2 separate regions of the Homo sapiens genome follow, and region 2 is linked to region 1. The links are chromatin contacts, found by Hi-C or POLR2A ChIA-PET in ENCODE. All regions are on one chromosome and are shown on one strand. The core of a region is the stretch at or near the end of the contact, and the rest is flanking DNA. Distances in the headings are between cores, read along the strand shown. Region 1 holds the start of SIKE1 (suppressor of IKBKE 1). Region 2 holds the start of ATP1A1-AS1 (ATP1A1 antisense RNA 1).

Region 1 (3,863 bases), core at 414-2,913:
ACCACGGCCTGGTCGACAAGAGCCAGACCCTATCTCACAAAGCAAAAAAACAAGCACACAATCTAAAACAATCTCAAGATTTCAATTTGGTTCATTTCGAATTTATTCAAAGTTTCTTACTGCAGAGTGAGACTGGTGAGCTTTCAGGACTGGTTCAGCATCCACCGCTTTTTTAGCAACCATTAACTGTAACATCTGTTTCCGATATTTGCTCATGATAAGTTCCAAAGCATCCTGGTGTTCCTCCAAGGAAATCCATAGCTCTGTCAAAAAATAAAAGAACTTGGCAGTGATGTCTGAGAGACAGTTCCCAAATCCAAAGTCTTAACAGTTGGAATTTTGTAACACTATATAGATAATATGAATCTAAAGTTGTAAATCAATGTTTAAGTCCGCAAAACTGAACAGTTAAAGTCTATGTGAAAGGTAACTTTCTAGGCAGAGAAGCAAAGTCTTGCAGAAACAACAATGGATGTATCATCAGAAGACATGTGTTTGAGTTCAGTTCTGTAACTTGCTTGGTTAATACTCATAAGTAAATCATTTAGCTTCTTCTGAGCCTATTTCTTAACTGCATTGTGGTAGATAAAAATGAAGATATGAGAATACAGTAGAATGATATATGTGAAACCCCTCTGGTAAACAACTATTAATACCACAATCATTAATAATGTACTAATCAAGCCTAAGAATATATACCCTTAGAATAAAATTCTGCTGCTTCACCTTGCACAAACAAGAACATAAACAAAACCTTAAATCTTACCTTCAGTGTTTATATTAATACTTAAACATTAAATTTTAAGTCCATGAGGCTATGAACTCTTTTGTTACACATCTGAGGATGCTTAAAAATAAACCATGCAATAATACCAACTCTACACAGCACCTCTTTGGTAAGCTGCTGCAATATTAGTCAGATGACCTTGAAAAGGGTAATCTAACAAACTTTATTGTTACTGGGCCAGATCAGGAGGACTCTCCTACTAAAAGTACTGACCTGGAAATATATGTACACTTTTGTAAATGTTTAGGGCAATTTTGCAATAACTTTAAACTATTACCAGATATGAAAAGGCCTGACTAACCTCTGTTTTCCTGTTGCAAGTCTCTAATCTGTGTGTTCTCTTGGGACAGCAGAATGTGAGGTTTGTATTTGGACATGTCCTTCATATCGGATGCATCCTCTTGATACTGGACAAATAGAGACAGACTAAGCATGCCTTAAAGAGAACAGCGGCAGATGCAACTGAAGAGGCAGAAGTTAGGGCTCCAGGGCAGGATTCTCAGCCCCGACCCAGGAAAATGGTCTCACCGCCGCCCTCTGAGACCGGGAATAAATTCCAGGCCGAGTTCCCACTTTACCTCGCTCTCCACCCTTCAGTGCCCAGAATCCGAGAGCACTGGACTCCTACCCTCTGCCTGACCTGGTCCGGAAGCGCTGTCCCCGCCTCCCGCATAGCTGCTACCCGCCGGTGCAGCGCCGCCGACTGATCCACCAGCGACTCGGCGGCCGCATCGTGCTCCCGTAGCCTCTCCAGCAGCGTCTTGGCGTCTGTCAGGATCTTCTCGATGGTGCAGCTCATAGCAGCAGCACCACCCCAGCCCCTGCCGGGCTCAGCTACGCGACTCGCTCAGATCTTCTGGGAGTCTGTCTCAGCATTACAGGCGTCATTTCCGGGCACGTTTACAAGGTGTCTTGGTAGGCGCAATGGGCGCCTGCGCAGTGGCAGCCTATTTTGCGGGTTGACCCGCTTTAACCTGCGGCTTCCTTGCAGTCCTTCCTTGCGCGGAGCCCCAGACCTACACTTGCCACGCCGTTGGTTTCCAGTTACCACAGCCTGGTGGTCAGGCTATGATTAGCTGGGCAGTGGGAAGGTCTCCTTTCCCTACTGGTTTTCATTGATGTGGGTTGTTCTTCAGTCACAGTTAGTTTCTTTTTATTTTCATTATTTTTTTCTTTTTTGAGACGGAATCTTGCTCTTGTCCAGGCTGGAGTGCAGTGGCGCGATCTTGGCTCATTGCAACCTCTGCCTCCAGGGTTCAAGCGATTCTCCTGCCTCAGCCTCTCGAGTAGCTGGGATTACAGGCATGCGCCACCACGCCGGCTGATTTTTCTATTTTTAGTAGAAACGGGGTTTCACATGTTGGCCAGGCCGGTTTCGAACTCCTGACCTCAAGTGATCCGCCCGCCTCGGCCTCCCAAAGTGCTGGGATTACAGGTGTGAGCCCCCGCGCCTGGCCTACTTTCATTTAATTTTTTTTAAATTGTGGCAAAATACACATAAAATTTAATATCTCAGCCATTTATAAGTGTACAGTTCAGTTGTACATTCATATTGTTATACAGCCACCATCAGCATCCATCTCTAGAACTCTTTCATCTTGCAGTACTGAAGTTCTGTACTCATTAAACAATAATTCCTCATTCTTCCTTATCCCCAGCTCCTGGCAGCCACCATTCTACTTTGTGTCTCTACAAATCTGACTATTCTGGGTACCTGACATGAGTGAAATCATACAGCATTTGTATTTATATAACTGCCTTATTTCACTTAGTGTAATGTCCACGAGTTTCATCCATATAGTAGCATATGTTAGAATTTCCTTCCTTTTTAAGGCTGAATAATATATATATACCACGTTTTGTTTATCCATTCATCCGTGGATGGACAGTTGGGTTGCTTCCACCTTTTGCTATTGTCAATAATGCTGCTATTGCAACTGGCTCACGTCTGGCTGCTTGCTGCCTAGAGGCCAAAAACATGAGAAGTGACCTGTGGTGAAAGCTTTACTAATCAAATGCTCGCAGATGGGGAATGGCTAGGCTCATGCCTTCAAAACAGCATTCCACTTTTTTTTTTTTTTTGGTCAAGGTATCCCAGAGACAGTATCAGTGTCCAAACTTTAATTTTGTCCCATATCAATGCCAGGGTGGTGTGCTACCTGCCCTGAGTCCATCATGTCCCTCCTGCGGCCAACTGACTTAGAGTCAAAAGAGTTACAGCCAATTAAACGTTCTAGGTCAGATGGGAAGGAGGTGGGCAGGCACTCATTAACCTTAAAACCCCTCTTAAGCAATGTTAAGAGGCAAAAACCAAAAGGCAAGGGTTACAAAATTGACTTATCTATAAATTCTATGCATTGAGCTGCTGTAATCTTGGCTTGTTGCAATTAGCTATACAAAATGCAAGCATTTTGTTTAGCTGTTTTGGCATCTGTGTCATCCTTGATTTGTAGGGTCTGAACTAATTTTAGCTCTCAATACTGGCCCTTACAACATTACGTTATAGTCTCTAGGCATGGCGGGATTGAAGAGTTTCAACTTTTGTAGGTAAAACAAAACAGAAAGAATTAACAACATTTCAAACACAAAGGTCATAAACCCTGCCTAGTTTTGAGAATAACAGGAAAAGAAGTTCATAGGTAGCTAAACACTTAAATTATTTAGTATCAAGGCACAGAATAAATTATATTAATTCAGATAGAGGCAGAATTGTTAAATGAATCTTAATATTTTTGAACACAAGACTGTCCCTGTGTCTCATGAAAGCAGTTTACTTTGTCGCCTTTGCCTGAGTCTAACGATGAGGCTTTGGTTAATTGCAGTTTAGTGTCAGATACTGGCAGGAGTTGATGCCTTCTTTGGATGAGATATGTGTAAGTCCCTATAACTTAAAAGCACAAGGATTAGTTAATATCACCTGATAAGGACCTTTTCAAGGAGCTGGAGGTGTGATACCGGAGTCTATGACCTGACTGGAAGCTGTAAAAATATTTTACAACCTTGCAGTGATTAATTTTTATAGCTTCGATAAACCCCAGCAATAAGTCAGAGACTTAATTTACGATTTTGATTTTGA
Region 2 (3,863 bases), core at 971-3,470, 1.6 Mb after region 1:
TATGGTGTCCTCAATTCCCAGCACAGACTTGCTGCTTCACATTTTTAGCTGGTGCTGAGAGACTGGCTTTCACACACAGACACACACACATACACATCCCTGACTCATAACTACATTTCTGCTGCAGTATTGCAGATTTCTAAAAAATTAAATCCTACATCTGGAGCCACATAAGGGTGAAAGCATAGGACATTTTGTCCCAGTAACTGTGGGGATAGAAAGGCCTCTGAGGCAGGACACAAAGGCCATATCAGGGCCACTGCAGGGCCAGAGGTCCTAGCACCCCTGGCTTTGGCTCTGAGGGTTTGGTTGCTTGCAGCTGAATTCCCTAACCAAAGCCTGTCATGTGTGGTGCCAAGCTCACAAATTCAGCATGCATCTACTATGTGTTTGCAATGACTAAAAGGTTACAGAAGGCAGCCTGGATTGCGGGGATCGGGGATACTTAGAAAATACGTTCTGCAAAATGTTGTATTAGAGGTTCTGAAAATTAAGATACAGAAAACATTTTACTTAATGAAGAAAATAGGGTAAATATGTTCAAAGGAGTATAGTTGTTAAAAGCAAACTGTTTAGAGTCAAGATCAACCCAGATTCACTTTCTGGTTCTCTGCAGCTTACTAGCTGTGACCTTCAACAAGTCTCTCTTAACCTGAGTCTTAGCTTTCCAATATGTAAAATGGACACAGCATTGTGAGGGTGGTTGGGAGGATTAAATGAGATCAGAGAATTTAGCACCATGACTGTAAAGAGAAAGGGCTCTACAAATGTAGCTGGTACTACAATTCACTTTTTTTTTTTTGAGACAGGACCTGACTGTCACCCAGGCTGGAGTGCACTGGCATGATTACAGCTCACTGCAGCCTCGACCTGCCAGGCTCAAGCCATCCTCCCACCTCAGCCTCCAGAGTAACTGGGACTACAGGCATGCGCCACCACATCCTGCTAATTTTTATATTTTTTGTAGAGATGGGGTTTTTGCATGTTGCCAGGCTGATTTCAAACTTCTGAGCTCAAGCCATCTGCCTGCCTTGGCCTCCTAAAGTGTTGGGATTATAGGCAAATGAGCCACCACGCCAGCCCACAATTCACTTTAAACACAAGTGAAACACATTTCATTAGACAGTGGAATAGACTTATGTCAATTTTCTTTTCTCTCTTATTTTACACAGTCTGATTTCCTGAAGACAGGAGGCGGGAGTAAGCTAATCAGGCCCTGAGTTAGCTGTTTCCAAGAAGCTTAGAGTGTCCCACTTACCTACGGGTTGCAGGGCCCGCATTGCCAGTAGGGCTGGCTTTTAGGGATGCTGCTGTTGGTGTGTGCTGTACTTGTTTTCTAGGATTGGGACAAGCTTCCTTGAGCTCCTGACTTTAGAGACCAGGTTTGGGAACTGATGGGTGCAGCAAATGCAAACAGACAGCAAACAGGCCAAAGAGGAGATTCATTCACTGAAGAGGGCCCTGGTACAGTACTGTCGAGGTTTTGCGGTGGCCTGGACACGGCTGGCTCCTTCGACTTACACAATATATCTTCTCTCTCTCTTACCTGCACTTATAAGAATCGGTGCTAAGGGTATGTGCCTACCACAGTGCAGCTTGTAGATTAATGAAGAAAGAATTGCTGCCACTTCCCAAATATTAAACGCCAGGTTCTGCCTATGCATATTCTCTCAACCTTCACAACACACCTACTAACTCCAGCTTACAAATGAGGAGACGAACCAGCAGGCTGTTCCAGGCGTCTGGTTGTAAGAGCAGTGGCAGTAGAGAAAATGATTTATTTTAGCACCAGCCACTGTGCTAATCCCTTTAGATATCATCTCATTTAATCCTTTTAACAACCCTGAAGCACCATCCTTATTCTAAAGGGACTTCGGACCTCTCTGCGGTCCACACTGTCCCCTGCTCGGTGCAGGAGTGTAGACTGGGACTGTTCCGTCTGGTGGTCTCCCCGACAAGGGTTCACCTGGAAACTGGCCTTTGGGCTGGGATTGGGACTCTGTACTTAGGCTGGCAGCCCATATTAGGACTGGGCACCGTGATAAGCACTTTCTTACCGCAAATGCACGATTTCACTCGGCCCTCACACACCCCACGAGGTGGGCACCGTCACAGTGCCATCTCACAGGCAAGGAGGCCAGGCCCAGGCCCTGAGGATGCGCCGCTCAGGTGGGAGCTTCCGGGGAGCTCGCGCGACAGCCTGGGGGAGCGCGGATTCGTCTCTGCGCTACGGCGGCTGCAGAGGGTCAACCCGCGGAGGCGGCGCTTCGCGGCGGGTCCTCGGCCTGAGGCTGTGGGATGCCTCCAAACCCGGCGCGGCCTCCGTCTGCAAGGAGAGCAGAGGGTCCCCGCCGGGAGCGCGCCCGGCTGCGGCCCCAGGCGGCCCTGCCCGCAGCCGCCACCTGAGCTTGGGCGCGGCTCCTATCTCCCACCCGCGCGTCGGCCAGTGAAGGGCTCCGTGCTTAAACATCATTCGTTACAGAAGTATTGCGGCCATCACACGGCATTTTAAAAACACGAATGATGATAAATAACTTTAACACTGCTTCCAATTCTGCCTCCAAGCACAGCATCATTACCATTTGCATGCGTTTCACTTCATTCGATTTCCATGTGTATGGATTTGTTTCTACATAGCTGTGGTAAAACGCACATACTAAACTGAATCCAGGGTTGTTTTCCACTTTGTAACATGAACATTTTCACCGTGTTAGTACTGACGCTTCCTACCTATAATTTTTAATGGCAGGACTTTAAAAAATTGGGTTGATACGCTGTCACTTCTCTGAGCATCTCGCAAATGTTCAACATTCAAGTGGCTTCCAAAGCTTCACGATTATAAATTATTCATTCTTTTTTGTTTTGTTTGGTTGTTTGTTTGTTTGTTTGTTTGTTTTTTGAGACGATGTCTCGCTCTTGTCGCCCAGGCTGGAGTGCAGTGGCGCGATCTCAGCTCACTGCAACCTTCGCCTTCCAGGTTCAAGAGATTCTCCTGCCTCAGCCTCCTGAGTAGCTGAGATTACGGGCATCTGCCACCACGCCCACCTAATTTTTGTACTTTCAGTAGAGACGGGGTTTCATCATGTTGGCCAGGCTGGTCTCGAACTTCTGACCTCAGGTGCTTCTCCCTCGACCCGGCCTCGGCCTCCCAAAGTGCTGGGATTACAGCACTTTGCTGCCCAGCCCATTCTTGTGTATAAAGTCCTTTCAGTATTGAGATCAGTTTCCTTAGGTTATATTCACAGGAGTGAAACTGCTAAGTCAGAATGTGAGCATTTAAAAGCTTTCAGTATTATTGCCAAATGGCTTTTCACAGATGACTCAGGGAGGTTTTGGTACTTGGAACACTGCTACTTATATCCCACTCCCCCCCCCCCCCACCAGGAAAACATCTAAAGTGCACTTTTTTTTTTTTTTTTTTTTTTTTTGTGAGACGGTATCTCGCTCTGTCGCCCAGGCTGGAGTGCAGTGGCGCGATCTCCGTTCACTGCAAGCTCCGCCTCCCAGGTTCACGCCATTCTCCTGCCTCAGCCTCCTGAGTAGCTGGGACTACAGGCGCCCGCCACCACGCCCGGCTAATTTTTGTGTTTTTAGTAGAGACGGGGTTTCACCGTGTTAGCCAGGATGGTCTGGATCTCTGACCTTGTGATCCGCCCGCCTCGGCCTCCCAAAGTGCTGGGATTACAGGCGTGAGCCACCGCGCCCGGCTAAAATGCAGTTTCATTAAGAGATAGTGACCCTTTCTGAGAGTGTCTACATTTAATTGGGATCAGAGCTTGAAGTTGAAAATTTTGTGCCCTGGGACTTCAGACATCAGAAAACAGGGTAGGAAGATTCTCACGGGTTAGGATTTTTCTGGTGAC

The links. Hi-C counts contacts between places; a loop is a spot of excess contacts on that map. ChIA-PET counts read pairs that join two places held with the same protein, here RNA polymerase II (POLR2A). Pooled maps may share reads with other maps.
Region 2: a pooled map shows a loop between it and region 1 (3-fold over the local background). The contact joins the promoter of ATP1A1-AS1 here to the promoter of SIKE1 in region 1. A Hi-C loop is called at or near these places in 1 of 168 maps with a recorded cell type or tissue (vagina) and 3 of 50 pooled maps. POLR2A ChIA-PET finds 5 or more read pairs at or near these places in 1 of 52 experiments (activated T-cell).

Annotation. Positions count from the first base shown.
Region 1 is chr1:114,779,022-114,782,884 of GRCh38, forward strand. SIKE1 (suppressor of IKBKE 1) reads right to left here and starts at 1,664. Exons shown (of 5, transcript NM_025073.3): 1 at 1,428-1,664; 2 at 1,089-1,194; 3 at 121-263. The coding sequence starts at 1,586. RefSeq lists enhancers at 850-1,416, 1,417-1,982, 1,447-1,686, 1,927-2,046.
Region 2 is chr1:116,416,402-116,420,264 of GRCh38, forward strand. ATP1A1-AS1 (ATP1A1 antisense RNA 1) reads right to left here and starts at 2,221. Exons shown (of 3, transcript NR_027646.1): 1 at 2,058-2,221. RefSeq lists an enhancer at 2,046-2,340 and a silencer at 2,300-2,429.